2 separate regions of the Homo sapiens genome follow, and region 2 is linked to region 1. The links are chromatin loops, found by intact Hi-C in ENCODE. Cell type or tissue: PC-9. All regions are shown on one strand. Links, peaks and the distances in the headings refer to the core of each region. The heading gives the core; the rest is flanking DNA.

Region 1 (15,673 bases), core at 2,717-10,716:
GAAACCTAATGCCATCCATAATGGAAATTATACTTGATTATCATTTCTCAAATAAGAATGATGGTTTTGAATTAGCTTTCGGGTACTTTTTTTCTCTTTGTAAAATAGATACATTTCAATAAACTTGGCTATAAAGTAAATTTTGGTTTCAAGCAAATCTTGTTTTCTCAATTGACTGCCTTTATAAAATTAAAGATGCTTTTCCGAAGCTCCAGAAACCGGGACAGGTAAGAGACTACACTTCAGACCACTGTTTTAAATCTAGATGAATCTATCTTTTTATAAATCCTCAACTCCTTCTAATAACTTGCCACAGAACTAGTCCCAAACCACAGGAATTTCTCTACTTTCAGTAAAGCCTCAGAATCCACACCTTTCTCTTCCTCACACATCTCTGCTCTTCCCCCACCCTCAGCACATACAATGTCTAATGAAGGACCTTAGGTTGCAATGCTGCACCTATGAAGAGAAAGGGGCATGCCTGTAATTCCAGCACTTTGGGAGGCCAAGGCAGAAGCATTGCTTGAGCCAGGAGTTCAAGACCAGCCTGGACAACAGAGTGAGACCCCCATCTCTACAAAAAAATAAAAATAAAAAATAAATTTGAAAAATAAACATAGAAGGCGCCACAAGACTCGAAACTCTTCTGAGTCAACATTCTACATTCCATATGAGGAGTCTATCTCACATACTTTATCAATCCTCAGGCATATGTTTATCCACATTTTAGCATTTCTGAAATTAAGGTGCTTCTTACCAAGGGTGATGTTTTCATTGTAACTGACAGCATTTTCTCACTCAGTGGCACATAAAAAATGGCATACACCTCACAGTTGATGATAGACTTAGATTTGAGAAAATATGGTTGATTTTTCAATATTGCTAGTTTGAAAATTCTCTAACATGGTAGACTCTTGGGAGGTTTGCTTCTTAGATGCAAATAAACATACAGGCCTTTGTCCGGAAAGCCAGATTCTCCCTATGGCTAGGCAGAGAGTAAATTATAAACTAAAACCATGTTCACACACCCAAAACCCAAGGTACCACCCTTAATCCATTCAGCAAACATTTATTTAGCAACTACGATATACCAGTTGTTCCAGGCACTATTATTGACAACAGAGATGCAGCAGAAAATGAAATAGAGAAAGCCTCACCTCTTATGGGGTTTGCAGTCCCACAGGAGTGGCAGGGGGAGGCAGATACCAAATAGGCACACACAAAGAAAACTAAACAAGGCAATTTCACATAGAGACAAGTGATACAGAGAAAACAAAACAGTGGCACTAGAGTGATGAGGTAGGGTGGCTGCTTTAGGTTGGATGATCAGGGAAGACCCTTGAGGAGGGGGCATTGGAGCTGAGGCATGAGCGACAAGAAGGAACCAGGATGCAGAGATCTGGGGATAGGAAATTCTTCAAACCTCAAGGGCACACAGCAAGTGGATAAAGCAAAAACTTGGTAAGTACAAATAATGAAAAGTCCAGGAGCTAAAGCCAGGTGAAGAAAGCAAGGGGACAGTAGTAGCAGATGACGGGAAAGGTGAGCAGGGATCAGGATGTGTGACCCCCCACCATTTTGAGACTCATCCCAACAGGTTGTGCAAAAGCGGGGGAATCTGTCAGGCTGAGAATTTCTCACTCGCCTTTCTGTTGTTTTTGCATCTCTGCAAGAAGACCCTTCAGAATAATTGTCTTAGAAATAGGCCTAGAAATTTGTATAGGAGTTTTTTTATCCATCCAAATTTTTATTTTGAGTCTAGACTGTGGGTGGGGAAGGAAGTACTTGCTAAACCCCAAGACAAGCCATTATCCCTTCCAGGTCTAGAAAATCTTCCACCTGGTTTGACTTTGCTGTGTCCACTGTCAACTCATCAGAGGATGACACTTAAAGAAGAAAGCCAGGATTTACATCAAGAAGAAGAAAATCAGAGACCTTCCCTCACCTTCCTTTCTCCCCAACTTGATATTTAAGGCACCCGTCTGTCCACCAGTGATGCTGCCTGCTTCTGGCCAGAGTACAGACAACCAACATAGACAGCAGGAAAGCAATTCTGCCCTGCGTTGCAAGCATCGCTCATGAATCGGTTCACACTGCATTGTGCCTCTAGGCCCTGAGTGTATGAGGAAGAGGCAAATAGCAAATGCTTCTGCACCCCTGAGCCTGCCACCCTTCAGCCTTATGTCAGCCAATAGTGTGTCACTATTGTTATAGGAGTTATTAAGAAATTATTTTAGGCAGATACAGAGGAAAGAGGGTCCTTGGGAAGTTTTTGTTTCTTTTAAAGTAGCTCCAGAACGTTTCTTGTCTAGCAGGAAAGGCCCGGCTTTTAGAGCTGGGCTGGCCAGCTTTGATATGCAAATGTGGGCCATTAAAAACTGAGTCCACCATTAGAAACTGGGCCCACCCACATCTTCTTGCCCTTGCCCCAACATGTGCCTGGCAACTTGGCGCCCCCCCGCCCCCCCCCGCCCCCCCCCGCCCACATATCCCCGTGTGTGTGGAACATCAGGGTACCCTGTATTTGCATATTAAAAGGCTAGGGTGGGAGGGTCAGTTTTTTCCCCGGGCTATGTGAATGACACGCCTGGTCAAACCAATCCCCTGAGCCCTATGCAAATCAGATACCCCCTCCTCCAGCCTCCAGCTGATTTCTGCCGCACTCTGGTTTCCTCTCTCGGCTTTGGAGCCCCCCTCCCTCTGTCTCTGTATGGGGAGGCTTCTTCCTTCTTTCTTTACTATTAAACTCTCCACTCCTTAAAACTACTCCATGTGTGTTCATGTCGTTTTATCCAATTCGGCCCGAGACTAAGGATCCTGGTGTTCCTCCAGTCCTCAGAGCTGTAACACTATGCAATCACAGAACCTTGAGCCGTGTGCATTCTCCTTTTAACTCAACTCCTATCACTCTCGATATGTCCATCCTCTCCTATTACCTGGGCTGCACCAGCAATCAATAGCCTCATATGTGACCCCAATGCTTCCATTCTCTCTTCTTCTGTGCAATGCATTTTATTGAAGCAGAATTTGGATGCTTCATCCCCTACTGGAAAAAAAAAAAAAAAAAAAGTAGTAGTTTCCAGGGACATCTGGAAGTCTGGGGTGCCAAGAGATGTCTAGTGCTCTGTGTGCCTCACGGTCTGTGGGCAGTGGTTGCCATACTGTGTGCCCCTGGGACTGGTGGAAGGGGCTAAGAAAAAGGCTGAGCAGCGTCTCTAACTTCCATTGTCCCCAGAGCAGCTACACTGTCATCTGTTTATATACAGTGGCTCTGCAAAGGATTTCATTTGAAAATAAAAATAAACATTCATTTCTTTCAAAAAAAAGTTTAAAACCTGCAGTAGTGAAAGGAAGGAGTAGAGGTTAGTCCCAATATGCCAAGTGCATATTACACAATCTCGGGCAAGTCAGTCAATCTCTTTCGGCCTCAGTGTCCTCTGTATAGAACACTATTTTTCTCATCCTCACACTACTGACATCTTGGGCTGATATTACTCATTGTGTGGGGCCATCCTGTGCATTTGTAGGATGTTCAGCAGCAATCTGGCCTTTACTCAGTTGATGCCAGCAGCACACCCTCTCCCACCACAGATGTGACAACCACAAATGTCTCCAGACCTTGCTAATTGCTCCCTCTGGGGCAAAGTCACTCATGTTGAGAACTACTGTTATAGAATAATTAAATATTTACCCGTCTGACAGGACCATGGTGAAGATTAAATGAGATTGTATATATGAAAAGCTGCTTTGTAAACTGCTGTTATTAGAAGGTGCTAGGAAACACCTTAGGTACATCTTGATGTAAATAAATAATTGTACAGCCAATCCTGAAAGTGATGAGGAAGCCATGATGTACTTTCTGAGTCATGAAATGTTTATATTTTTCTCTATCTCCTTAAATCTTTGTGATAATTTATCTTTGTCAATCCATAGCCAGTCATCAATTATGCCGGGATGATACAAGTTCTAAAATTTAAGACATTTAGAACTCATCAACCTTGGATATTAACCTTTGATTCCCTAGAGTAAAACAAAACAAGTGCATGCGGATTGATTGAGCAGGGTTCAATCTGCACGCATTCACTTATTCACTGATTCCTTTGTTCATTTAGATAACTTACTCTGAGTGTCCACTCTATAAAACACATTAGAGTCAATAGCTTAAGAAATAAGGAAGAATGAATAAGAAATAAGAATAAGAAGAATAGCTTAAGAAATAAGAATAAAACAGAGTCCCCAGATCCGAGGCTCACATAGTCTAAAGTAGGGGGTCAGCAAATTGCCCACAGCCCGTTTTCATGAAGTTTTTCACTTCTTTATATGTTGTCTGTTGCTGTTTTTGTCCTATAAGGGAAGAGTTAAGTAGCTGTGACAGAACTGTCTGATCCACAAACCGTAAAATATTTACTATCATCTGGCGCTTTTACAGAAAAAGCTTCTTGAAAAAAAGACAGACTCTAAAAACAACCAGATATCATTCAACCCTCGGGGAAGATCTTGGGAGACAAATTTACATTTCATCAGGCTTTATGCCCTTATATCATCACTTCCTGAAACCTCCAGGACTTTTGAAATGGTGATGACAATAAAACAAGAGTTCATCTTTATTGAGATGTACCAAGATCCAGTACTGTACTCCCACTCTTTTAAACATCACCTTGTTTAAATCTTACCAATTATCTTTGGAGTGTACTGTTTTCCCTGCTTTACAGATGAGGGAAGTGTAGCACAGAGTCATTAAGAAACATGCCACAGTGGCCACAGTTCAACTCTACACAGTCTTTCCAGAGCCTGCACAGTGACCACTGAGCAAGTGCTATTCTCCACTGTGACTTACTCTTTTTTTTTTTTTTTTTTTTTTTGAGATAGAGTCTCACTCTGTCGCCCAGGCTGGAGTGCAGTGGTGTGATCTTCGCTCACTGCAACCTCCGCCTCCAGAGTTCAAGCAATTCTTCTGCCTCAGCCTCCCAAATAGCTGGGACTACAAGTGCATGCCATCACGCACAGCTAATTTTTGTATTTTTAGTAGAGACGGGATTTCACCATATTGGTCAGGCTGGTCTGGAACTCTTGACCTTGTGATCTGCCCACCTTGGCCTCCCAAAGTGCTGGGATTAGAGGCATGAGCCACCGCTCTCGGCCTTGTGACTTACTCTTTCGGAGTAAGAGTTCTGAGCTTACAGGGAACATACACCATTCTGCACACATGCCACCAAGCCACCTTGAGCACTTTTATACTATGGTCAAAGAAACAACATGGCTGAAACCTACAAGCAGATACACAGGACAGAGGAATAGCCCTTGAGATAGAACTAAGTCTTGACAGGATCTCCTGATAAAAGACAGCATCCTGCATGAGTGTAAGAACTAGGATTAGTGGCAATCACAACCCAACAATATCTTATGTGACCAAGAGTTTTGTCTCAAACAAGAAAAACTCAACACCACCATCCACAGCTGTGTTGGACCCAGAATGGGTGCCTGGGAACACCCTGGCCACCTTGGGAAGGTGGAATTATACTGCCCATCCTGCCTGCCAGTAAAATCCCAACTGGAAGCTGACCCTCCTCACTGGGTCAGGTTCAGTTCAATTGTTTCATTAGGTCTGTTAGTCCCAAGAGACTCAGAATTTACTTGACTAGGGCTGGAGGATGAGAACAATATTTTGGATCTTCCTCCAGGTCAAACTTCACTAGTTCTTCCTTCTTGCCACTGCATAGTAAGATTTAACACATTTTCAAACCTCCCAAGGAAAGTGTCAGCCCATTTTTTAAGTTGTAATCTCAAACAACAGACTGGGCTCTGAAAGAGTCCCTTGAGTATATTTACTTCAGAGGTTTTCAAACTTGATTTCTTCTGGCCCCTCAGGAACTTCTTTGGGTGTTTCTCAATGCCTATCAAGAGGCAAGGAAAGGGAGGGGCAAAGGACAAGTCATGCTGTCATTAATTGGGGTCTCCCCTTACTCCCCATTGTTTGCTTTATGCATGCAATTTCCCTCAAAAGATTTTATGTTCAAGAAAAAAAAAAAAAAGGTTTTGCTACTAAAGAATTTCTAATCTCCTCGCCTGGGCTAGCCCTCCCATGTTTGAAAAACCAAACTGAAGTCAAGTGTTTGATTTCAGTTTGATAATTGGTAAGATTTAAACTAGCAAAGAACTAGTTTAAAGTCACAGAGCCAATCAATGGCTGCATTGAACCCAGAGTCCAGTTTCCTGACTCCATGTGGAAGGTGGGAATAATCTTTGAAATATGAAGCTTTTCTCCTTTGGAAATGGTCACAACTGAGTTCAAATTTTAGCTCTTCGTTTACCATGTGTGGGATCTTGGGCAAGTCACTAACCTCTCCTGATTACACCTTCCTTGCATGTAAAATGGGGATCATAATATTACAGGCTCTAGTGAGAATGAGATGCCATGTGTAAAGTGCCTAGCAAGTGCTGTGCTCCGTAATTATTGATAGTCATTATTCAGTGCAGGTACTCTAATAAACACTCATTCTCTCCCTACTCCCTACCCTCCTTCCCACTTCGCTGAGGGCTGGCAGTAAAAGGTTCACAAAATATACTATGACACGGCATGAGGGCTACATGCAGGGCGGGGAGGCAGGAGGGCATTGTCCTTACATGGTGTTTTCCTGACCAGGCAAGGAAGATAACAGGTTATCAAAGAGCGAGAGGGGAAATGGGGAGACGTAACTACAAGATGTTCTAGGATTCACCAGAGGCAGCTCTGAAAAAGCAGCTCCGGGTGCTCCTGCCCTCCGTAAGTCCCGATCCATCATGCTAACATCACTGAAAATGCAACAAATTCCATCGGCTGTTCCCACCCCTGGCTCTGCTCACCCTGCCTCCTCCCAACTCCCTTAAATAATGGCTTAGCAAATGCCTCTGAGACCATCTTCAGCTAATTTCCTTCAAGACACGCAAGCTGCTAACGCTGGGAAGCACAGATAGTATGGAATAGCAAATATGGCCAAAATTACATTAAAATAACCTCCTGATAAACAAATTACTCACTGAAAATAAATATTGGACTAGCGCGGCCAAGATAACTAAAAGAACAGCACCACCACATGGCCGGAAGAGGAACGATATGCTTTACTGTCTGCGGCTCAGCCCAAGGCCCGCCCAACCTACTGGGTCTGACCGTCCCAAGGGGACAGGGATGGGGGCGACGAGGACAGGTAGTATCCCTTTAGCTTAAACCTTTTAAGCTCTTCTATGGACTTATGCAAAAGACATAACATTTTGGCAGAGAGGACTGAATTTGGAGCCCAGGAAAAAAAGCCATGTGCCAAGTTGAACACAGCATGGCATGAGGAGTCTGTAATTCTTCCTGCTTCCTTCCTCTCTCTCACCCCACCATTCATCGGCCGGCCTGAGGCTCGGCCTCAGGGCAGCAGAGACCCTGGCCCTTTACACAGCCATGGTGGTGTGCTGGGTACCTCTTGCTGGGTCCCACTCAGATGCCTACAAGGCATGGACCATGTTCTTTTCTAACCTCAATGACAGATACCCCCTCCCACAATAATCCTTCTAATACTTAGACAGTATTTATTTAGCTTTTTTTCAGCTTCCAGTCATATCTTCTTTAGGCTAAATAAACCTAGCCTCATTAATTTCCTCGGTTCAGCACAGAGCTCAGGTCCCAGGGGTCTGGAGACTGGCAGGTAAGCCCTGCAGCCCACTAACGATGTGAGTTACTTCAGCTTTCCAAACTTCAGTTCCTACATCTGTAAAATGGGGATTATAAAATCTCCTTGATAGGCTAACTGTGTATAGAGTGCCTGACATACTAAGAACTCTTGCTAAATGGTAGATATTTGGGTTGTCATTTCAAACCAACAGCGTGATGGATATAGCTTGCTATGCTGCATTCCTGCACACTCAATCACAGCCGTCCATCCCAGTGTAACAAATGCAAAAATCTATCAATATTATTTGAAGCAAATTTTTGGCTCATCACAGAAATATACTGCATGCTTCTCCAGAAGTTATGGTGGAAGAAGAGACATCAGCTCTATAATCATGCCACAATTTGATTCCTTCTGGGGACGGGAATTAGGCTGGACTCTTCACCAAGGCATACTGAAAGCAAATGTGTGAGGCTAAAGTCAGGAACCTGGAATTCTTTCTTAGTCAACATTAATGTATTATCAGCTACTCTGGGTGTAGCCCAGTATGAGGTATGGGGGATCCAGTAGAATCCCAGTTCCTTTGGAGCTATACCCAGTAGGAAAAATATGCATACACACATAATATGCAAAAAAAACATGATTCATCAATTACAGTATGGTTAGTTCTCTGAAATATAAACATAAGGTTCTATGAACAGTGTTATTTGTGCCAAGACCCAAAGAAGGGCTGGACATGAAACATTCGAAGTCTCAGAGATCTAGGTGGATCACGCCCTCTCTCTGGTCCTCAGTTTCCTCCTGTGAAAATAAGGGGGATGGGGGAGGTAAGATCAATAGTTTTCTGTGTTCACAGGAGCCCTGTTTTTTGTGACTGTGTCTCAGAGGCCGCCTTGGGGCTAATTGATGGGAGCCGGGCAGACGTGACTCTGAGCTCTCTACTCAAAAACTGCATGTGTCAATTACCTCAATTCAACCATCACAATGTCTACATATTTCAAAGCATCATGTGGTGCACCACAAATATATACATTTTAACTTTTCAATTAAAAATGAATAATAAGAACGAATTTTTAAAAACAAATATTTGAATATCCCTGGATGAGACAGCCTTGAAGGTGTTTTCCAGTTCTCGTAGTCTGACTCCATGGCCCTCATCTGGAAACTAAAGGAAGAAATACACTCTGTGGGCAAAACTTTGGGGGCATCATTCTCATCAAGGCAGGGCAGAGCCCGGAGCCAGGAGGGCAGACCACAGGCAGTGTGGAAACACAGAATTTACATGCAAGTTCAGTGACAGCTGCATTGATCCACTGGTACTTGTGCATGGTCATGAGATCAAAGGATTAACAATGCCAACCATCCTAAACATATATTGCCATTCTGAGGACTCCTTGGAACTCTTAGAATTCTTATAAAGACCTGATTTGGGTGCATATCAAAGATGGCCCCTTCTTTGACATTTTGTAGTAGAGCAGCCATTTGGCCATCAATCACATTCTCCCGTCTCTGCATTGCTGATTGCCAGGTCACAGCAGACGACTCCTGAGACTATGAGGCTGTCTGTTCCTGATCCGGCTCTCAGCACTTAGAATGCCCTCCCTTCCTAGCCTCCTGGAGCAACAGGCTGACGGGCTGTCCCTGTGAACCAGCCAGACAGAGCATTAACGAGGAAGATCTGTGAGAAGTCTCAACTTCCTGCCAAACTTCCCATTAGCTCTTTTACATCTCTCCCTCCCCCTTTTCTTCTCTGTCGCTCTTCCTTTGCTAACTTGCTTTTCTGTTCCCATGCCCCAACTTCTGCAAACTTCCAGACTCCTTTAAATGCTAATTCTTAAATTGGAGAGTGGTCTGACAGAGACTTATCATTCCCTTATTAAGTTTTAGGGCCTGAACCAGAAGGCGTTTTCTTGTTGCAAGAATATGACCTTTAAATCTGGACAGCAAGGTTAATACTAAGACATTATTTGAAGATTCATTTCTGGAGCCAGTACAAATCAGGCATAATCCCATTGCCGCACACTTACTCAAGTGCCGCTTCCAGGGTCACAATTTTTCAAAAATGCATTTATGCCTAATGCTCATGGAAGGTAATTGAGGAAGCAAAAAGAAAGAGGGAAAGGTGGACAGGGAAATGAGAAATGACAAAAAGGATGAGGGAAAAAGAGGAAAAGACAGAGATGAAGGTAGAAGAAGATGAGATGAGATAAAGGCAGAGTGAAGGCAGATGATAAGAAAGGGTGATATGGTTTGGCTGTGTCCCCGCCCAAATCTCATCTTGAATCAAAGGGACCTGGTGGGAGGTAATTGAATCACGGGGGCAGTTACCCTCATGCTGTTCTCCTGATAGTGAGTGAGTTCTCATGAGATGTGATGGTTTCATAAGGGTTTTTTTGCCCTTTTGCTTGGCACTTCTCCTTGCTATTGCCATGTGAAGAAGGACATGTTTGCTTCCCCTTCTGCCATGATTGTAAGTTTCCTGAGGCCTCCTCAGCCCTGCAAAACTGAGTCAATTAAACCTCTTTCCTTTGTAAATTACCCAGCCTCAGGTATTTCTTCATAGCAGCATGAGAACAGACTAATACAGAGGGAAAAACAAAGGACATGTTGTTTTGATTTATTATATTAAAAAATTTCCTGCAATAATAAGTAGCACTATTTCCTGACTAAAGCTTTACTACATTTCAGGAATAAAAAGCTAAATGTGTTTGGATAGGATAAAGCATAAAAAGGCAAAACTTTCAATACAGGACAATTTAGGGTGGGATTTGTGCATGTGAGAGTGGAGAAGAGGGGAACTGATACAAGGAAAGGCACGGGATTTGGATTAGACCATTCCAGCCTACATAGACACAGAAAGGAACCTTGAGTGAGCAATGATTTTTAATTTGTAGGATCCCAAATTGCTGAGATAACTGGAGAAGAGAACTAGGATTTCCAGGTTTATTTTGCCTGCTATTGCCCAGAAAGAGACAGAGACGGGAAATGTGTTTGTTCATTTTTCTTTTCCCAACACCCACATATTCTACACTGGCTTTTCATGCAGTCACTACTTGATAAAAGAGAAAGCTGAATAATGAGATCTTCCAAATGCAATGCAGGTGATCTTTCCCTTGCTTTCTGTGGTTACTGTGGGTAGACTCCAAGTCTCCCTGATCCCTCACTTCTGCTTTTCCTGGGGATGACCTCCGCCTGTCACTACTTGATAGGGCCTCAGTGGCCTCAGATTTCCAACCCACCCTAGTGTTTACTGTCACAGGACCACTGACTGCCCCCTCTCCCTGCAGAGTAGTGGGTCTTTACTCCTGGCTTTACTTAGATCAGAGAATTATTTCCTTTTTGGGATGCAATTACAGAGAACGATTACAATGGCCAACTTTTACACTCACTGACAAGCAAAGATCAAGCTCAGAATAATCACCAGCTAAAAGGAGTGTGCCTTTAGGAGCTAAAGGTTTACATAAACGTTCCCAGATATCAGTGCCAGATGGTGAAGTCTTGAATTTTAGACAGAAACTGACTTCCTGAATTTAAGTTCGGCTGAGGCAAACTCACTCTGGGGTCCAAGTCGAAAGATATTCCACATCAGGTCTTAACTATACATGACATATAGGCAATGTAAAGCAAATAGAAAATTCCACAACACTTCTATGCCCTGCAGCAACCCCTGACTCATCAGAATGTTGGTACCATCTATAACCAGACCCTTCATGCCATCAATACTTTTGATAGGCTGGTAAAACAAAGACGGCAGCTGCCTAGCATGCTGTTATTACTTCTCCCCAAATCCATGACAGACTTTGCGATTTAAATGAAGTCCTCTTTCTTGCTGAGCTTAAACATGATCTCAGAATTCTCCTACCCACACATTGGACTTTCTACTCATTATTAAATCTATTTGCCCTCCTCATTCTCAGACCCTCAAGATCCTGTAGAATCTGTTTCCCTCCAAAGTACTTTGTAAATGCTCACAATGACATTCTGCCTTCAGTGTTCTTACCTCTTATGAACCCATATGAATGAGGCTGATACTGAGGAATTTCACATCAATTATGCAAGAAGTGCATTTCTTGGAAATATCAATAAAGGTATTTTGGAAGGGGTCTTTTGAAACTTTGAATGAGCTTCAGCTCATGTGTGTACCCAAATACATACACATCAGTGATTCTCAACAAGTGGAAATTTTACTGTCCACCCCCCATGGGGGATATTTGGCAGAGTCTGAAGATAATTTTTTGGTTACAACTGAGGCATGATACTGGCGTCTGGTGGGTAGAGGCCAGGGATGTTGCTGTATATCCTGCAATGCACAGAACAGACTCTAACAGCAAAGAATTATCCTGTCCAAAATGCCAATGGTACATTGAGAAACCCTGATACACATTAAGGCTGAGTATTTAGTGTTAGAAAGAATGTTAGAGAACCTCTCATCCAACTACCTTGTGTTATAATTAACACCAAAGATGTATAGACAGCTCAGCAGAATTAGCAAATAGGCTATACATCCTCCTAGTGGGACACTAAAACCCGTTTTATATGTGGAGGACAGCAAGCTATTGCAGTTCTCCACCAATCTGTTAGAACAGGTAAATAGAGATGAGAATCACAAATGTTTAGATCATTGGTTCTATGCATGGATGTTAGATTCTGGTAGAAGGGGGCAGTACTGCCATTTTTACACATGGGAAAAATCACAAATCATGTATTCATTTAAAAATTTGGTATCCCAGTACTCAAAATTATTTTAAAAAGAAAACAACAACAAAAAAAATTTAGTCAACAAATACTTATTTCAGGATTTTCATTGTGCTGAGGCAAGTAATACAACAACCAATACAGATGACTCTCTCCCTCAAAAGCTTGCAGTCTGCTGGAAGAGACAGACAATAGCAATTTCATCACAATGTAATCAAGTCTGAGTTGGGAGAGCCTATAAAAGCATTGGTGAGGGGCATCCAAGTTGTGGTAGTCAGAGAAAGGATTTTCAGAGGAGGCAATATCTGAGCTAAGCTCTAAAGGGAAAGAAGAAGTTAGAAATTCTAAAAGCTGAGGCCCATCACTGCACACTCAGCCTACTAGGCATGGCTGGTGTGTTGAAAACCTAGCTACACGGTCTGAGCCTGAATCAAGCCGTGTTTGCACTGGCTATTGGTTTTTCCTGGGCTGAGGCATTGTGTTCCTGATCAATAGAGTAAACAACTGACATAAGACTACTTTCAGAGTTTTACACATCTAGGTAGGTACAATTTATATCAGGATGCTCAACCGTAAGCTCAAGAGCTAAGGAAAGTGTGTATGTAGAAAGTAAGCCAGCCTTACTCAGCTCTCTGGGCTCCCTTCCCATGAAACATCAAGTCCTCCATGCCAAGGCTGGGCTGGGGGGATTTGAGAGATAGCTTCTTTCCCAAGGCATGACATTCACAGGCTGGCCTACCAGGCTGCTCTCAGCATCTTTTCCTCCTGCAATTCAACACCCCCTCACCTTGGTGCTTCAAACACCAGGCATTTGGGAGCAACCGAGGGAGCAGATAAATAATGAGAACCGAGATGCCAAACCTGAAGCAAGTTCAGTCTGAAGAATGAATGGTCCTCTCCCCAGAACCCACAGTAACACTTTTCCATCCCTTCCTATCTCCAGGGCTTCATAAGCCCTTCCTCTTCACTCCCCTATCCTGCTCTTACCACCTCCACTCTACCTGCAGGTCTTTAAGCTGTGGATCTCATATCACAGCTTATCAAGTTATCTCAAGTTATCTCATATCACAGCTTATCAAGCTTATCTCATGTCAAGTCCACAGATGTGGACTTGCATCTCATATCAAATTCAAATAAACCAAATGAATTCAAGCTTCAATTTTTCTAAGCCTATAAAGGGAAACAGCATGTGATTTGGCTCTTTCTCTCTGCTTATAGTTGACAGAGATGTATGGATGGGGGGAGAGAGTGTTTTTATTTTTATTTATTTATTTAAAAGTTTTATTAAAGTTCACCTATTACCCACAGGCCTCAGGCTCCCTATAGAGAAACAAATATCACAATTGAAGCAGCTGGCTTCCAAGGTGCCAAATTAAAATAGATGAAGAGGTAAGGAGGAAAAAATGAGTAAAAACATTAAGCTAAGACTTCTTCCCTCCCAAGTGCATTGTGCCTGCTATTATATTGCACACATGAAATTGACTCCCAACGTAATTAGGCCAGGGCTACCAGGCAAAAAATTCCTCAAATTATTCAGAACCCCAGAGCTATTCTTTTGCAATCACTCAAGTAACTGAGAAAAGAGTCAACTTTTAAATATAAATTTGTTATCAGCATCATCATTGTCCAAGCAATTCCCAGCACTCCACCTGCCCAAGAATATAGACTCATGAGCTGAGCTGAGTTGAGAACCAAATACAGGAATACTTCTCTCCAGCCAGCCAAAATCTTTTCTTCCACTGGGACCTGGAGGCAATCCCACTGGAACCTGGAATTTATTTCAACAATCTTTAGGGACTGCTGGCTCTGTTAGACAGGGGTGGAGGGTCCATCAGCTCCACAGTAGTCAATATACCCCCTTTAGGGTCCATTGTCTTGGTGGCATTGTGTATGGATAATATTTATTTTCTCTTTGTGGTCATGTACCTGGAACAGCCATAATATTCTCTATCTTACCCCCAAAGACCCACGACATGACTTTATCACTTTCAAGGTCAGGAATTAGCCATAGGTGATTGAGAAATAGTAGTTCATGAAAAAAAAAAAAAAAGAAACAGCCATGGGGACCAGAAAGTATCTTTCATTAAACCCAGAGTGGAGAGAAATAGCCACCCTTCAAAAGAGGTGCTTACTGGATTTCAGCAATGCTGCCAAAACTTCAGTGGCTGCCCTGGGGAAAGAGAAAGAAAAGTAACAGTCAACATTCAATGGTCTTTTTCTCAGCACATGGATCCCACAGCCAGCATGCCCATTGCCACCCCATAACAGACCCATGATTAACCAGGTAGCAGGCAATCTATTGATTGCCCCGCTGACCATTAAAGAGGCATAAATGCAGAAATAACGCTGAGCGAAGTGTCCGTCTTGTAGATGGGTCTCTGAGGTCCCCTCTGCTGCTGAAAATCTCTTTCTCTCCCCTGCTTGCCTCCCACCTTCCACCAACTTCCTTGCACAGAGTGGCTCATTTTTCTATTATTCATACCAGGCAGAGCTCTTGTCAGTCTCTTGATTTGTTTGTTTCTGGAAACTTGCAGGGACTCTGGAGGATGGTCTGGGAAGGAGTGGGGCTTGGGGGCTTAGTGAATGTAGCAGCACAGTGCAAACTTCTTGAAACACTCATACCCCTGGGGATGCAGTGGAAAATGCATTCACACATTGCAAAGAGAGGCTGTTTCCTTAGGGTGGAAAATAGTTATGTTGGGATTTTTCTTCCAAATTCATTCCTTTCTGCCATGGAGGAATGTCACAGTCTTTGCAACAAAGGGACACATATGAGAATGAAAAATACTTTTTGACCCACATCTTAGTGGCTTTTCAATCTGTTTCCTGCTTCTGAGAAGGTCACACAAAAATCTACCTACAGGGCAAAGGAAAACTTCACTGGCATTGAGGGCAGTGTAGTATAATTATAGGGAGGAGAGTTGTGTTTGCTTTTTTAAAAAAATAGAAGATTCTGTGTGGCCCTAGTAACTTATCCCTAAGGCCTGCTAAGCAGTGATCTGTTTCCACCACCTCTCTCAGGATTGGAGGAACAGGCCAAAGAGGCTAGATCACACTTCCAAGACTGTACAGACATGTCAGCAGAGCTGGGATCCCAATCCCAGGAATCTCGCTGCACACCTCTGCTTCCTCCCCATCTGTTGTTCTCCAGAATCTCTCAGTGGCCCTACCCTGGCCTCTGCCTGGTCAATGAAAGCTCACTTTGCAATATATTAGCTAATACTGAACAACAGAGCCAGCAGTAAAAAGGAAGATAAATGAAAGAATAAATATAAAGTAAAATACAGTAGAAAAGCAGTACATGTGAAAGCATTGCTCCCCATAACCTACAAGGCAGTTCCACA
Region 2 (15,673 bases), core at 2,978-10,977, 370 kb after region 1:
CTCATATGGAACATCCAATGGATCACCGTGCATCAGTACTGCCCTCATGGCAGCCCTGGCTGAAGATGTGATCAGCCCACTTACCCCAAGCATCTATTCCCAGCACAGCCTGAAAACAGCTCATTCCAGCCCTGGGAGAGTACAGGCAGGATCCTAAAATCTGACCCACAGATGGCAAATACCTCATACATATGCCTTGATGCTCCCAAACTTTAACCACAACAAATGTGGCGTTCTTCTCTGATGGGCCAAAGACAGTGGAGTTCAGCCTAAGTCCCAGATCGGAGACGAGGTGAGAACGTCCGGAAGTGACCAACCATCCCAGTTTGCCTGGGAGTGTCTCAGTTTTCAAACTGAAAACCTAACTCCCAAGAAACCCCTCCATTCCAGGCATTCCAGGACAATGGATCACCTTAGCAGAAGACATCAAACCAGAGGAGGCCTTGCAGAAAACCCCACTGTGGAGGGAGCCAAGGGCAAGGTGGGAGGAAGCTGGAGGCAGGGCCAGAAGCTCTGCAGATGGTTCTAGAGACTGGCTGGATGTTCCTTACCTGAAGAAACTCTACGAGTCAGGACAGGCTAACTGGGGTAAGAAACGACCCCAAAATATCAGTGGCCTGAGGTAATAAAGGTTTATTTCTTGTTCACATCACAAATTAACGTGAACTGGCAGTGAGGCCCTCCCTGCATCAAACAGCAGTTCAAGGATGTGGATGCCTTCCATGGATCGGTGTGGCACCCCTTAGGGCAGAAGTCTCCCCTGGATCCTCTGTGTTCATATAGCAGACACAGGAGGAAAGGTGGGGGAGAGAGCTGTGCAGGGGCTGTAGGGCCAGGCCTGGAAATGGTTTTTCATCACCGCCTCCCACATTGCATTGGCTGAAACCGTCACAGGGCTGATGCTAGCTACAGGGGAGACGGAAATAGAGCTGGCCGGCTGTGCACCACAGGTAAACAGGAAGGGGGTTGTGTGCTGGCCCTCCGGGTTGCCTCTGTGTTCACCACTCACTAGTCATCAAAGCAGGACTCTCAGAGCTCAGAGGGTCCAAGGGCCTCCCTCGTGCCGCAAGCCTTCTCCATACCTGGCTTCAACATGAGAATGCTGTGGAATGCCAGCAATAAAAGGGAAAGAAGCCGGGCACGGTGGCTCACGCCTGTAATCACAGCACTTTGGGAGGCCGAGGTGGGATCACCTGGGGTCAGGAGTTCGAGACCAGCCTGGCCAACATGGCAAAACCCCGTCTCTACCAAAACTACAAAAATTAGCCAGCCGTGGTGGCATGTGCCTGTAATCCCAGCTTCTCAGGAGGCTGAGGCAGAAGAATCACTTGAACCTGGGAGGCAGAGGTTGCAGTAAGCCGAGATAGTGCCACTGCACTCCAGCCTGCGCAACAGAGTGAGACTCCTTCTCAAAAAAAAAGAAAAAGAAAAGAAATGAAAGAGAAAGAACCAGCAATTACCCAAGAGAAATGAAAGCATATGTTCACACAAAAACTTGTACACAAATGAACATAGTGGTAGCCAAAGAGTGAAAACAACCCAAGCGTCCACCAATGGATAAATGGGTAACCAAAATGTGGTGTAGCTATATAACGGAATATTATTCAGCCTTGAAAAGCACTGATGAATGAAGTACTGATGTATCTACAACATGGAAGAACCTCAAAAACATTAGGCTAAGGGAAAGAAGTCAGTCATAAAAGGACAACAGTATATGATTCCACCTACAAGAAATGCCCGAAATTGGTAAATCCATGGAGAGGTGCATGGGAATAGCAGTGACTGCTAAAGGGTATTTGGAGTGACAAAAATGTTCTAGAATTAGTAATGGTTTCACAAGCTTTCAATACTAGAAACCACGGAATTGTACATCTTAAAAGGGTGCATTTTATGACATATGAATCATATCTCAATAAAAACAGAAAAAAATAAAAGGAGGGCAAAGTTGTCACTTGATTCCCCATCCAAGCCCTCTCACACCTATCCCCAGCCACCTGCTGCGCCCTTTGGCGTCCTTCCATGGGCTCCTGGCACCCCCTCATCCCGCAGCTGGTGGATAGCATGGGAACATGTACACACACACACACACACACACACACACAAGCACATGCTATGGTTGTCATGGTGATGTGTGACATGTCCAACCCTTGGGTCTACTCCTCATCTCCAAAGCAGCAGGTGGGCAGCTGTGCCAGGGCAGGCAGCGGCTGCAGATGTGAAGAGCACCAAAAGCATTGATTGCAAAGGGCATTATTGATCTTTGTTTCTGCGGGGCACTGCCAGAGCACCGGGGCTTTCCACTAAACCACGGAGCTTCTGGAAACAGTAATCTAAAAGATTTTTTTGCCGTCTGGTCTTTTAATGACCCTTCAGCTCTAAACACCAAGGCTTCCAGGGAAGCACTCTGGACTAAAATGCTAGTTTTTATTACTCAGGCAGCTGCAGAAAGAAAGTTCTGAAGACGCAGAAAAACTGAGATTTCTTTGTTTCAGGAAAACTGCCCCTGAATGAGAATAACCCCTTATATTTAGAGATTGTGTAGTATGGTTCGCTGAGCTTGGTCACACTCACCATCACATCACTCTTCATGCCAATTGTATGACAGAAATGGATTAGTCCCATTTTAAAGATGGAGCGAATGAGGCACAAAACAGTAAGAAGTTTGTCTAGGGTCATCTGCCCACAAAGAGTAGAACTTGGTCTCAGATAATACTGGAGTCAAGGCCGGGCTCAGTGGCTCACGCCTGTAATCCCAGCATTTTGGGAGGCTGAGGCAGGAGGATCACCTGAGGTGAAGAGTTCAAGACCAGCCTGATCAATATGGTGAAACCCTGTTTTTACTAAAAACACAAAAATTAGCCGGACGTGGTGGTAGGCGCCTGTAATCCCCGCTACTCAAGAGGCTGAGGCAGAAGAATCACTTGAACCTGGGAGGTGGAGGTTGCAGTGAGCCAAGATTGTGCCACTGCACTACAGCCTGGGTGACAAAGGTAGACTCTGTCTCAAAGAAAAACAAACAAAGAAAAGCCCCAATACCCCATTGAGCTGATTTCATTCATTCACTCATTCACAAACATTTACTGAGCACCTACTGTGTGCCGGGCTTTATTAGGGGTGATGATGCAGTCATAAACAAAACAACCCAGGAGTCGGCCTTCGTGGACCTTGGGAACCTGTAGGATGGGGTAAGTCATTTCTTACTTACCAGTAAGTAAAGGAATAAATAAGTACTTAATTTCAGTTGATGATCAGTGCTTCATAGAAAAATAAGCTAGAGATGAAACTAACATCTTAACTGAAACCTGGGTAATAAGAGGGAGGCACTGTGCCAGAACATTAAGGGTGGAGAGAACTGAAAGTGCAGTTTGATGTCTCCAAAAACACCGAAAGATGGCCAGGTAGGTAAATACAGTGAGCAGGAGGGAGAACAGCTAAACAAGGTCAGAAGGTAGGCAGGTACTATCCAAGTAACCTACAGATTCAGCGCAATCCCTATCAAAATACCAGTGGCATTCTTCACAGAAATAGAAAAAAAAATCTTAACATTTGTATGGAATCATTAAAGATCCTTAATAGCCAAAGCAATCCTGAGCAAAAAAAACAAAGCTGGAGGTATCACACAACCAGGCTTCAAAATATACTACCAAGAGGCTGGGTGTAGTGGCTCACGCCTGTAATCCCAGCACTTTGGAAGGCCGAGGTGTGTTGATCACTGACCAGGAGTTTGGGACCAGCCTGGCCAACATGGTGAAACCCCGTCTCTACTAAAAATACAAAATTAGCCAGGCATGGTGGCACACACCTGTAAATTCCAGCTACTCCAGAGGCTGAAGCAGGAGAATCACTTAGAACCTGGGAGGCAGAGGTTGCAGTGAGCTGAGATCGCACCACTGTACTCCAGTCTGGGCAACAGAGGGAGATTCTGTCTCAAAAAAAAAAGAAGAAAGAAAAAATACTACAAAGTTTTAATAACCCAAACAGCATGGTACTGGCATAAAAACAGACACACAGACAAATAGAACAAAATAGAGAACCCAGAAATTAATCCAGGTATCTACAGCCAACTGATTTTTGACAAAGAAATCAAGAACACTCACTGGGGAAAGGACAGTCTCTTCAATAAATGGTGCTAGGAAAACTGGATATCCATATGCAGAAGAATGAAACTAGACCCCTATCTCTCACCATATGCAAAAATCAACTGAAGATGGATCAAAGACCTAAATGTAAGACCCCAAACTGTAAAACTACCAGAAGAAAACATAGGGGAAATGCTTCAGGACACTGATCTGGGAAAAGATTTTATGAAGAAGACCTCAAAAGCATAGGCAACAAGAACAAAAATAAATAAATGAGATTACATCAAACCTAAAAAGCTTCTGCACAGCAAAGGAAATGATCAGCAGAGTGAGAAGACAACCTACGGAACTGGAGAAAATATTTGCAAATTATTCATTTGACAGGGGATTAATATCCAGAATATATGAGGAACTCTAATATCTCAACAGTGAAAAAAATCCAATTAAAAAATGGGCAAAAAGGCCAGGCATCATGGCTCATGCCAGTAATTCCAGCACTTCAGGAGGCTGAGGCCAGAGGATCACATGAGCCCAGGAGTTTGAGACCAGCCTGGGCAATGTGGCAGGCTATCTCGACCAAAAATACAAAAATTAGCTGGGTATGGTCAGTGACCAGGGTTGTGGGGATAGGAGGCCCTGAGGTGGGAGGATCACCTGAACCTGGGAGGTCAAGGCTGTAGTGCTCCTTGATCATGCTGCTGCACTCTAGCCTGGGTGACAAAGACAGACTGTCTCAAACAAACAAACAAAGCAGTGGGGGTGGACTGGAGGAGAAGCAAATGATCTCAACAGATTTTTCTCAAAAGAAGAAATACAAATGGCCAACAAATAAATGAAAAAATGTTCAATATCACTAATCATCAGGGAAATGCAAATCAAAACCACAGTGAGGTATCATCTCACCCAGTTAGAGTGTAAAGTGGCTATCATCAGAAAGACAAAAAATAACGAATGCCGGTGAAGATATGGAGAAAAGGGAGCTCATCTACCATTGATGGGATTGTAAATTAGTACAGCCACTATGGAGGAAGTGTGGAGGCTTCTCAAGAAACTACAAATAGAACTACTGTAAGTTCTGCAATTCCACTATTGGGCAGTTTTCCAAAGGAAAGGAAATCAGTATATTGAAGAGACTTTGCACTCCCACGTTTATTGCAGCGCTATTCACTATAGCCCAGATATGAAACCAATCTAGGTGTCCAACAAAGATGAATGAAGAAAATGTGGTGTATATGCACAAAGGAATACTATCCAGTCATAAAAAAGAATGAAATCCTGTTTTCGCAGCAACATGGATGGAACTGGAGGACATTATGTTAAATAAAATAAGCCAGGAACAGGAAGTTAAACACCACATGTTCTCATTCATATGGAAGCTAAAAACAGTTGCTCTCATAGAAGTAAAAAGTAAAACAGAAGATGCTAAAGGCTGGGAAGTATAGAGGGCAGGGAGGAATAGGGAGAGATTTGTTACAGGATACAAAATCACACCTAGATGAGGAGAATAAGTTGCAGTGTTCTATAGCACTGTAGGATGACCATAATTAACAATAAGATACTAGATATTAATAGTTTCGGGTAACTAGAAGGAGGATGTTGTACGTTCCCAACACAAAGAAGTGATAAGTGTTTGAGATGGTGAGTGTGCTAACTACCCTGATCACTATATATTATGTGTATTGCAGCTTCACTATCAACCTCATAATTATGTACAATTATTATGCCAATTTAAAATTTTTTTATTTTAAATTTTTTTTAATTTTAATGTTGAAAAAGAAGTTAGACAGCAGCCAGACCATGCAGGGCTGTGAAGGCATGGCAAGGAGTTTGGAAGCTATTCTGGGCATGGTGGGAAGCCATAGGAAGGTTTTGAGCAAAGGCATGGCCTCATCTGACTAACACTTTCAGAGCATCTCTCTGGCTGCTGCAGGGAGCGTACAGACCAGCGAGTCAAGGGAGGAGGTGGGGTGGCCGTTCAGGATTGCTGCAGGCGCAGGACAAGAATGAGTTCTCTGCCCGAGGTCTGATACCTTAGCTAGGTGTTCAAATTTAGCATCGTCAGTAATGGGACCACATGACATCATGTGCCGCCTGAAGTGATGTAACAGGAAGGATGCCAGATTGCCCTGGTAGTATTCTTGCCAAGATACTTAACCTGGATTAATAATCCAGAATCAGTAAGACAAATCCAGAGTGCTGGGCATTCTACAAAACACATGAACCGGACTGTTGAGAAATGTCAATGTCATAAAAGATCAAAAGCGGAGGAGGAGAGCTCTACAAAAAAGGTGACATGACAACTACATGAGGGTGTGATACTCAAATGGACTCTGTAGCAGGGGATTGAAAATTACTATAGGCCAGGCGAGGTGGCTCACACCTGTAATCCCAGCACTTTGGGAGGCCGCGGCAGTCGGATCATTGGAGGTCAGGAGTTCAAGAACAGCCTAGCTGACATGGTGAAACCCCATCTGTACTACAAATACAAAAAAATTAGCCAGGTGTGGTGGCACACGCCTGTAATCCCTGCTACTTGGGAGGTAGAGGCTGCAGTGAGCTGAGATCACACCACTGCACTCCAGCCTCTGCCACAGAGTGAGACTCCATCTCAAAGAAGGAAGGAAAGAAAGACAGAGAGAAAGAAAGGAAGGAAGGAAGGAAGGAAGGAAGGAAGGAATGAAGGAAGGAAGGAAGGGAAAGAAAGAAAATTATTGTAAAGAACATTGCTGGGACCGTTGGGGCAATTTAAATGTGATTATAAATTAAGTAATGTATCAATGTTAAGGTTCTTGGATATGGTGATGTTGTGGTTATATAAAGAAATGTCTTTATTCTTAGAAGACGTGTTGAATTATTGAGAGGTAAAGTGTCAGGGTGTCTGCAACTATCAAAGCTTTCATCCAGAGGAAGAGAGAGAAAGATGAAATAAATGTGGCTAAATGTGATAATTTGATGAATCCCAGTGAAGACCAAGAAGATGTTCATCTTCCAGCTTTTCTATAGGTTTGAAACTTTTCAGAGTGAAAAGTTGGGAGGATGGAAAAAGAAGTAAATAAATAAATGAATCAATTGAGTCAACAATTGAGATTCCTTTTCCCTAAGACCTTTATAAGCAGTTTGCTCACATTGATTCTGATGTGGACAGTTCTGGATGTAAAGGGGGCAGGCCTAGAATGAATGATCTTTCCTGGCGTCTTCCAGATTGCAGATGTACGTTTGGTTTGGTTTGGTTTGGTTTTTAATTTGGGAATTACAAAAGCAGCAGGGACCCTGTGCGAAGCTTGAGCGGCTGCTGCCATCTTGTGGATCTCAGCACTTCTGCAAAGTTGGAAACATATTCCAGGTCACTGCAGGCTAAGGAGCCCCCCTCCACAGCCTGGGAAGGAATGCCCTGGAGGTTAAAGGTGTAAGTACTTTTGTTAACTTCCTTCCAGAGTGAGTGACGATGCAGCCTACATCCTTCAGTGGGTTCTCTGGATGCACAGGGTCCTCCGCCTTTAAAGTCAGCAGGCCTGACAAAACTTGCATCGATTTCACTCTGCAAAATTCAGGCTAGGGAGCCATTGAGTGGGAATTTACTGACATTTGCACGCAATATTGACTTGTTGGCATTGTTTTCTTATTCATGAAGTCTCATAAAAATGATACTGGGCACTTCTGATACCAGCTTTTCAAACCTCTAATTGGTTCACAGACAAAGCTTTGAAAGCAGGTGTGGGAGGGTCACGATCAGAGACAGTGAGAAAGAGGAGGGAGTGGACTACCTTAGAAGGAGAGCGGGAGGAGGAGCCAGAAAAAAAACTAGCTTCTAGATTTTCTTTGCAGGCAGGGTGGATGTGGTAAGAAGCTCTGAGGACTTTCAGGCTAGGTGGACTTGGGTTTGCATTTCAGCACTGAGGTGCCACTTTCTGCTTGGGGCAGCTTAGACATCTCCTGGGGATTGTTATCTGAATGGTGGTGATAACACATAGGGGATTATGTTAAGGACTGAGGATGTTTTAAGGCAGCAGTTTTAAACTTGAGCAAGCCCCAGAATAATCTAAAGGGTTAAAACATAGATTTCTACCCCGACTCCTCCCCCAGAGTCTCTGATTCAGCAGGTCCCAGGTGGTCCCAAGCATCTGCATTTCTTTTTTTTTTTGAGACAGAGTCTGGCTGTGTTGCCCAGGCTGGAGTGCAATGGCAAGATCTCGGCTCACTGCAACCTCTGCCTCCCGTGTTCAAGCAATTCTCCTGCCTCAGCCTCCCAAGTAGCTAGGACTACCGGCACATGCCACCATGCCCAGCTAATTTTTGTATTCTTAGCAGAGATGGGGTTTTGCCATGTTGGCCAGGCTGGTCTTGAACTCCTGACCCCAAGTGATCCTCCCACCTCTGCATTTCTAATAAGTTCCCAGGCAGCGCTGATGCTGCAGGTCTGGTTACCATGCTTTGAGAACCATTGTTTTAAGGACTAAAATGGCATAAACATATGGTAAGCATGGGGTAGGTAGTCAACAATCAATCAGACCTCTGCCTGACACTTCCCAGGGCTCCTTCCAACACACCCCCTTTGAGTAGGCACAAGCATTTCTGAGACTGAGTATATCTCTACAAGACATGTCCTGGGTGTTTATCTTAGACATGAGATAAAGCAAAGTTCTCACAGTAGTGCAGGGAAAAGACCCACGTGGGCTTAGGCTGGGATTTCAGGCACTGAGTGGTGCGGCTCAGGCTTGGATGGGCACAGTTGCTTGGCCCCACCCTGTGCAGAGACGTTTGACTGAAAAAGACACAGGCCTTTTTTTTTTTTTTTAATTTTACTTTAAGTTCTGGGATACATGTGCAGAATGTGCAGGTTTGTTACATAGGTATACATGTGCCATGGTTGTTTGCTGTACCTATCACCCGTCATCTAGGTTTTAAGCCCCGTATGCATTAGGTATTTGTCCTAATGCTCTCCCTCTCCTTACTTCCAACTCCCTGACAGGCCCCAGAGTGTGATGTTCCCCTCCCTATGTCCATGTGTTCTCATTGTTCAACTCCCACTTATGAGTGAGAACATGCGGTGTTTGGTTTTCTGTTCCTGTTTTAGTTTGCTGAGAATGATGGCTTCCAGCTACATCCATTTCTCTGCAAAGGACATGAACTCATCCTTCTTTATGGCTGCATGGTATTCCATGGTGTATATGTGCCACATTTTCTTTATCCAGTCTATCATTGATGGGCATTTGGGTTGGTTCCAAGTCCTTGCTATTGTAAATCATGCTGCAATAAACACACGTCTGCATGTGAAGACACAGGTCTTATGATGGAATAAGACACTGGACACAGGTCTTATGATGGAATGACAATACCCTGAAGAAGCACCTGAGAAGGAGCCTGTCTTGCCCAAGTCTAAGGGCAGGGCTGGTTTGGCCTACACGATATCCATTTCCCCATCTCTGGGAATAACACCTCAATCTCCCTTTGGGGAGCCACTCTCCACCATCCCTGTCCGTGTGGTTCAAGTGGGGCCCCCTCCTCACTCCTGCCGCATGGGCTTGTGCCATTCACACCCAACACAGAAGTGCGTGGTCGACGGAGTAAGCAGGTCTGAAATCCAGCCGTTCTCTGCCAGCAAAGCATGTGCTGCTTAGCCCAGTGGAAGGGGCGCCCTTTTGTTACTCACCTACCCTAAACGGTCACCCCATCACCTCTCCAGGACCAAGGTCCATTCCATTCCTGACCACAGTAAGCAAAAGGATCACTAGCAAAAATCCCTGACACAGCAGACCACATCGATGGCAGCGCATGGGAAAGAGACCTGAAGGTTTAGTTATTTCACAAGCCCAGTGAGCCAACAGATTGATACAGCTATCAAAAAGCCAGAGGGAGACAAAAGTCTAGAGCTGTCTTCAACCGTATTTATGGAAGTCTAGCATTCAGATCAAAGCAAGTCACGAATCCGATGTGATTTACACCAATCAGGCCATAATAATTAATTTACATTCTTAATAACAAATTAGGTCTGTGAAAAAAACTAAAAGCGGACAATAATCAAAAGCAAACTCCAAATGTAGTTCAGGTGTAAATTCTGTGTGTTCTTTCAAGGTTTAATATAAAGGTTCTCAACCCTAATTGCACATTAGATTCAACTGGGGAGCTTTTAAAACTATTTGTGCTGGAGCACCCCCGCCCTCAAGACTCTGATTTAATTGGACTGCGGTGGGACCCAGGTAACAGTATTTTTTATTAAAGCTCCCCCGGTGATCATAATATGCAGCCAGAATGAAAACCACTGGTTTAATATTAAACATACTCTTTGGAAAATGTGAGCATTAGCTAAATAGTGCAAACGTCATCTAGACCAGCAGTTCCCAGCCCAGAACGATTGTCAGAAACACCTGAGATGGGTTTTTAAAATTCAGGTCCCTGGCCTGACCCTTAATCTACTCAATCAGCATCTTCTCTGATGAGGCCCAGAACTCAGCATATTTTTCAAGGACGCCTGCTCAATTTCAATCATCAGTCAGTGACCTACCATAAAGTTTCTCCACTGGGGGTGCATCTCAGCTCCACCTGGGCTCAACCCAGGCACACGGAATCAGTGTGGGGGCTGAGCATCAGTATTTTCGAATTTCTCCTGATTGTCCAGACTGGGGTGAGAACATGTTTCTCTTAGCTGAGCCACAGTCAGGGGGTGGCCAACAAAGAGAGAAGCCTGCTGCTTGTGGTCAAGCTCAACTCTTCTGCCTCCAGAGAGGATTTTGAACCCCAGCCTCCTCCTGTCCTTGCCCAGCATAGCAGTCTTGAATAAGCTGGATGAATGAACTATCTTTTCTCTTTTTTTTTTTTTTTTTTTTTGAGATGGAGTCTTGCTCTGTCACCCAGGCTAGAGTGCAGTGGCGCAATCTTGGCTCACCGCAACCTCCACCTCCCTGGTTCAAGCCATTCTCCTTCCTCAGCCTCCTGAGTAGCTGGGATTACTGGTACCCGCCACCATGCCTGGCTAATTTTTGTATTTTTAGTAGAGACAGGGTTTCACCATGCTGGCCAGGCTGGTCTTTAACTCTTGGCCTCAGGTGATCCTCCCGCCTCAGCCTCCCAAATTGCTGGAATTACAGGCGTGAGCCACTGTGCCCGGCCTTGAACAAATCTTTCACTTGCCATCCTTTGGTATGGATGTTGCCTTCAGCTGAATTGGCTAGGTTCAAGCTGACACCACTTCGGCTAACATGATGCTTTCCACTGATGGGCTTCACGTGCTCACAGGAGGATGTCCCCCGCCAATGGTTGCGGATCTCCTGGCACATCTGGAGAACATTTTATAAACAGCCAGGACTTTGGTGGTTGGGAGTTAAGTTTGAAGATGAAACTACTCTTAGATTTATGTTGTTAATAAAGTGAGCTTCTTTCTGTTCATATTGGGGAAAATGCTTAGACTTTCAGCAGTGTCTGGCATGGCCCAGCACTGTGCAAAAACTGTCCACCTAGAACACAAGGTCAGCAGAAGAACAAAAGGTTGAAGGTGGCCTGTGAGTGAGGGAGAGGCCGTAGACACAGGGCCCTCAGGGCTGTGGACTCCATGGGGTTTCAGTGCCCACCTGACCTGAAGTCTGCCCCATGAGTCTTAAAGAGGCCCTTGTGAGAGTCATCCGGCAGCCAATCTGACCCCTGAACTCAGCGCACAGGGCTGCCCACCTGGGGTCCCTGAATATATCATCCAATCCTGGGACGCGAGAGCCCCTCAGCCCCCTGACATGCACACCTTGATGACGATTCACTCAACAGGGGCAGCTCTGACCACACAGGTCTTACGACGGCATGACAATACCCTGAAAAGATCTGACACTGTGAATGCAAAGAGCCACGGAGCCTGATGCAGACCTGGGGTGGGACCATGAATCTACATTTCTAACACTCCAGGTGACGCCACAGTTGCCGTCCAGGGGCTACACTTTGAGTAATTAAATCCAACTCAGAAGGCATGAAATGATGACGTGACCAGCCACTCCCGTGAGTGACAGGAATGCAGGAAAAAGGCAAGGCGCTGCCAGCGTTCCCAAGGCACCCCACTCACTCTGCCTCCTTCCCTGCAGAGAGGTGACATTTCTGAGTAGGCAGTGAAACTTACAAGAAACAGCATATGGTTGGGCATGGTGGCTCACGCCCGTAATCCCAGCACTTTGGGAGGCCAAGGCAGGAGGATTACTTGAGGCCAGGAGTTCAAGATCAGCCTGGGAAACATAGCAAGACCTCATCTCTACCAAAAAAAAAAAAAGCAAAAAAAGTTTTAAAAAATTAGCTGGATGTGGTGGCAAGTGCCTGTATTCCCAGCTACTCAGGAGGCTGAGGTGGGAGGATTGCTTATGCCCAAGAGTTTGAGGCTATAGTGAGCCATGATTGTACCACTGCACTTCAGCCTGGGCCACAGAGTGAGACCCTGTCTCAAAAAAAATAAAAATAAAAAAATTTAAGGAAACGGCACAGAAGAAGATGTCCAGAGACTCACAGTCTAGTACTGATTCCTCCATTAGTAAGCTCTGTGACTCTAGGCAAATCCCTGTATCAAATGTACTGGCTGCTGCAACAGGCCCTGTAACACCTAATACAAACAGAGACCTGACAATGTTTGAAAATCACAAGTGGGTGCACAAATGTAAGGCCAAAGAACCACGATCAAAAGTTCAGAGGTCAAAGGGCAACATGCTGCCCCCAGCATCCTCACTCCTGTCTTCATCAGCCACTGCCCCGCAGGTCCCTTAGGGAGACAGGCACCATTAGTGATGCAGAGAAGTTCCCAGCAGGCTTCTCCTAGAGCCGCACTGTGTTCATAGCCAGTGAGCCCCATCAACCTGGTCATCCCTGAGGCAAGAGGCTTTAGAAAAGGACATCAGATCCCTCTTGGGCCTTAAATTCCTAGCTGCTGTGTTTGACTATTCTTTTCATCCTTCAGCCCCTAAGGAGGTTATGGGGAAAGTATGTACTCTTCAAATGTTGTGGGCAATGAGGTAAATATTAATGTTAGTACGTCTCCATTTGATAAGGAAACAGCAGGATGAGGAATCGGGTTGGGGAGTGGATCAGAACGACAGGGCCTTTGGGAATATAGTCCTGCAGTGAGTTTAGAGATGGTATATGGCTATACCCTGAAATTCCTAGGCACAGAGTGGCTCTGAGTCTCACTTATGGTTTCTACATCCCTACCCCCTGCACCCATCACACTATCATCCGCCAACACACACTGAGACCCTTAGATCTAATTCTAAGTTAACTGCTGTTTGGGGGTGCAAGGGTAGCTAGCAGAGATGATCATGAGTCAAAGAAAAATAAAAAATAAAAACACATTCCTTCTCTCCAGGAATTTAAAACTAAATATAGACATTAATTATAGTATAAACAAAAACTGCAATAAAAGTCAGGATAAGCCAAATGTCAAGCAAGATTTTCAGATGTGAAGTGCTAAGAAGTTCTATAAGGAAAAAAACCCTTGGCTCAGGCGTTTCTGACATGTGGCTGCAACACAGGGCAAAGAAGGAAAATAGGAATCATAGCCATTGTGGCAGCTGCAATTGGTTGAAGGCTCACCATGCCCTGCAGAATGGCACTAAGGGTTTGGGCCACACCCGAGGAGGCCGCAGGAGGAGTTGGGCAATGCTGCCCCCTAGAGGTCAGCTGAGAATGTCACTGAACACTGGAGACTTAAACCCCGGGCGCCGCCGACCGTGGTGTGCTCAGAGTCCGGATGCTCTGTGGAAAAAGACATGAGCCTGTCTCACCTTGAGGTGAGACCTGGGGGTTCAGACCTGTTCAGATCTTCTGCTGGGTTCGGAGGAAAGGACTCGGCCACGAGGGACGTGTGCACGCGCGCGCAGACACACGCACACTCACACACACACATGCACACACACACACACACACACACCACTGCTGGGAGCTCCCTGGGTAAGAGCTGTCGGTAAGTAATGCAAGCTCTTTATCCACCTGCTGTGAGCACAGCCTGCAGGAAGGGGAAGCAGGACAGCAGCCCAGGGTGTGACCCACAGGTTCAGCAGACAGAGGGCAAGTGTATCAATTCACTCTCCTGAAACGAGAGGGCTACTGTTACTAACTTCAGTCTTTCAAATGAGAAAAAATGATCATCAGAAATACTGGTTCCCGACCAGGAGCGGTGGCTCACGCCTGTAATCCCAGCATTTTAGAAAAAAAAGAAAGAGAAAAGAGAAGAGAAGAGAAATACTGTTTCCCTGGGCCAGGTGTGGTTTCTCACTTTGGGAGTCCGAGGCAGGCGAATCCCCTGAGATCAGGAGTTTGAGACCATCCTAGCCAACATGGAGAAACCCTGACTCTACTAAAAATACCAAAAAATAGCTGGGTGTGGTGGTGCACACCTGTAACCCCAGCTACTCAGGAGGCTGAGACATGAGAATCACTTGAACCCAGGAGGCAGAGGTTGCAGTGAGCCAAGGTCATGCCACTGCACTCCAGCCTGGGTGACAGAGGGAGACTCTCTAAAAAAAAAAAGAAGAAGAAGAAGAAAGATAAAAGAAAGATAAAATGGCCACTAGTTTATTTTCTTCATTTTCACTTCATTAACAAATAATAACATATATGTATGGAGTACATTGTGATGTTTTGAAATATGTATACATTGTGGAATGATCAAATCAGGCCAATTAACATATTCAGGATCACTAATTTAATTAGTGGCAAACCCAAGCAGTGGCTCTAGTTCTTCCCAGGGTAGAGTGGGAACTGTCAGAACTAACATTCAGGAATGAATCTTAATGGGGAAAATAAATTTTAACTATCAGAATTCTAATGAGAAAACAAGCATGGCTTAAATATGCCTGAGGTTTGAGTGTGTAGTAATCTAGAGTCAAATTACCTTGATGCAGATGAACTCAGGGCATCCTAAAAATTGCAGACCCAAGATGTACAGGGAAGTCCCAGTGCAAAACAGCTCCCAACCCTCTGCCCTGTCTCTACATTTATCTCCTTTTTTTTGCTTGTTTGTTTGTTTTTTTGAGGTGGAGTTTCACTTTTGTCACACAGGCTGCAGTGCAGTGGCGCGATCTTGGCTCACTGCAAACTCCACCTCCCAGTTTCAAGCGATTCTCCTGCCTCAGCCTTCCAAACAGCTGGGATTACAGGTGCCCACTGCCACACCCAGCTAAATTTTGTATTTTTAGTAGAGATGGGGTTTCACCACGTTGGCCAAGCTGGTCTCAAACTCCTGACCTCACGCGATCCACCTGCCTCAGCCTCCCAAAGTTCTGGGATTACAGGCGTGAGCCACCATGCCTAGACTTCTACATTTATTTCTGTGTGCTGCCTCTGCTGTGTCAGAAGTTAAGTGGCTAAAGAAACAGTTAAATTCTTACCTTAGAACAAGGAAGGAGAGAAGCCTTCCCTGACAACCAAATAAATATAAAATGATCTCTCCCTTTCCTAATGACAATAAGTTAAATTTTTTTTAAAGTTTGGGGGTTAATTTGAATATGCAAACTTTCTAGGGATGTGGAAAGAATAGTCAAAATGTCTACTTGTTAATATTTCATTTATTCACTGATGTGTGAACTGTTCTGCAGTAACATAATTTGAATTTTTTACATCATGTATTATTACAAGTG

The links. A loop is a pair of places that touch in the nucleus more often than their neighbours do. Peaks named below come from ENCODE experiments on the same cell type or tissue, not always from the same donor. Only the 100,000 strongest peaks of a DNase experiment are listed, where the experiment ranks them.
Region 2: it touches region 1 in a loop (4-fold over the local background); 11 of 110 quality-filtered maps call a loop at or near these places.

The regions. Positions count from the first base shown.
Region 1 is chr15:86,223,740-86,239,412 of GRCh38, reverse strand. It overlaps AGBL1 (AGBL carboxypeptidase 1), which reads right to left. Exons shown (of 23, transcript NM_001386094.1): 6 at 14,462-14,499. Among named protein-coding and RNA genes, the nearest start is that of AGBL1-AS1, 85 kb to the left of the region's middle. RefSeq lists an enhancer at 1,608-2,486. In PC-9, for the core only: a CTCF peak has its summit at 7,065; no DNase peak of the experiment used is centred there; H3K27me3 peaks cover 1,220 bases.
Region 2 is chr15:85,856,991-85,872,663 of GRCh38, reverse strand. No RefSeq gene overlaps it. Among named protein-coding and RNA genes, the nearest start is that of MIR548AP, 39 kb to the right of the region's middle. RefSeq lists an enhancer at 13,752-13,811. In PC-9, for the core only: a CTCF peak has its summit at 7,395 (motif pointing left); no DNase peak of the experiment used is centred there; H3K27me3 peaks cover 6,666 bases.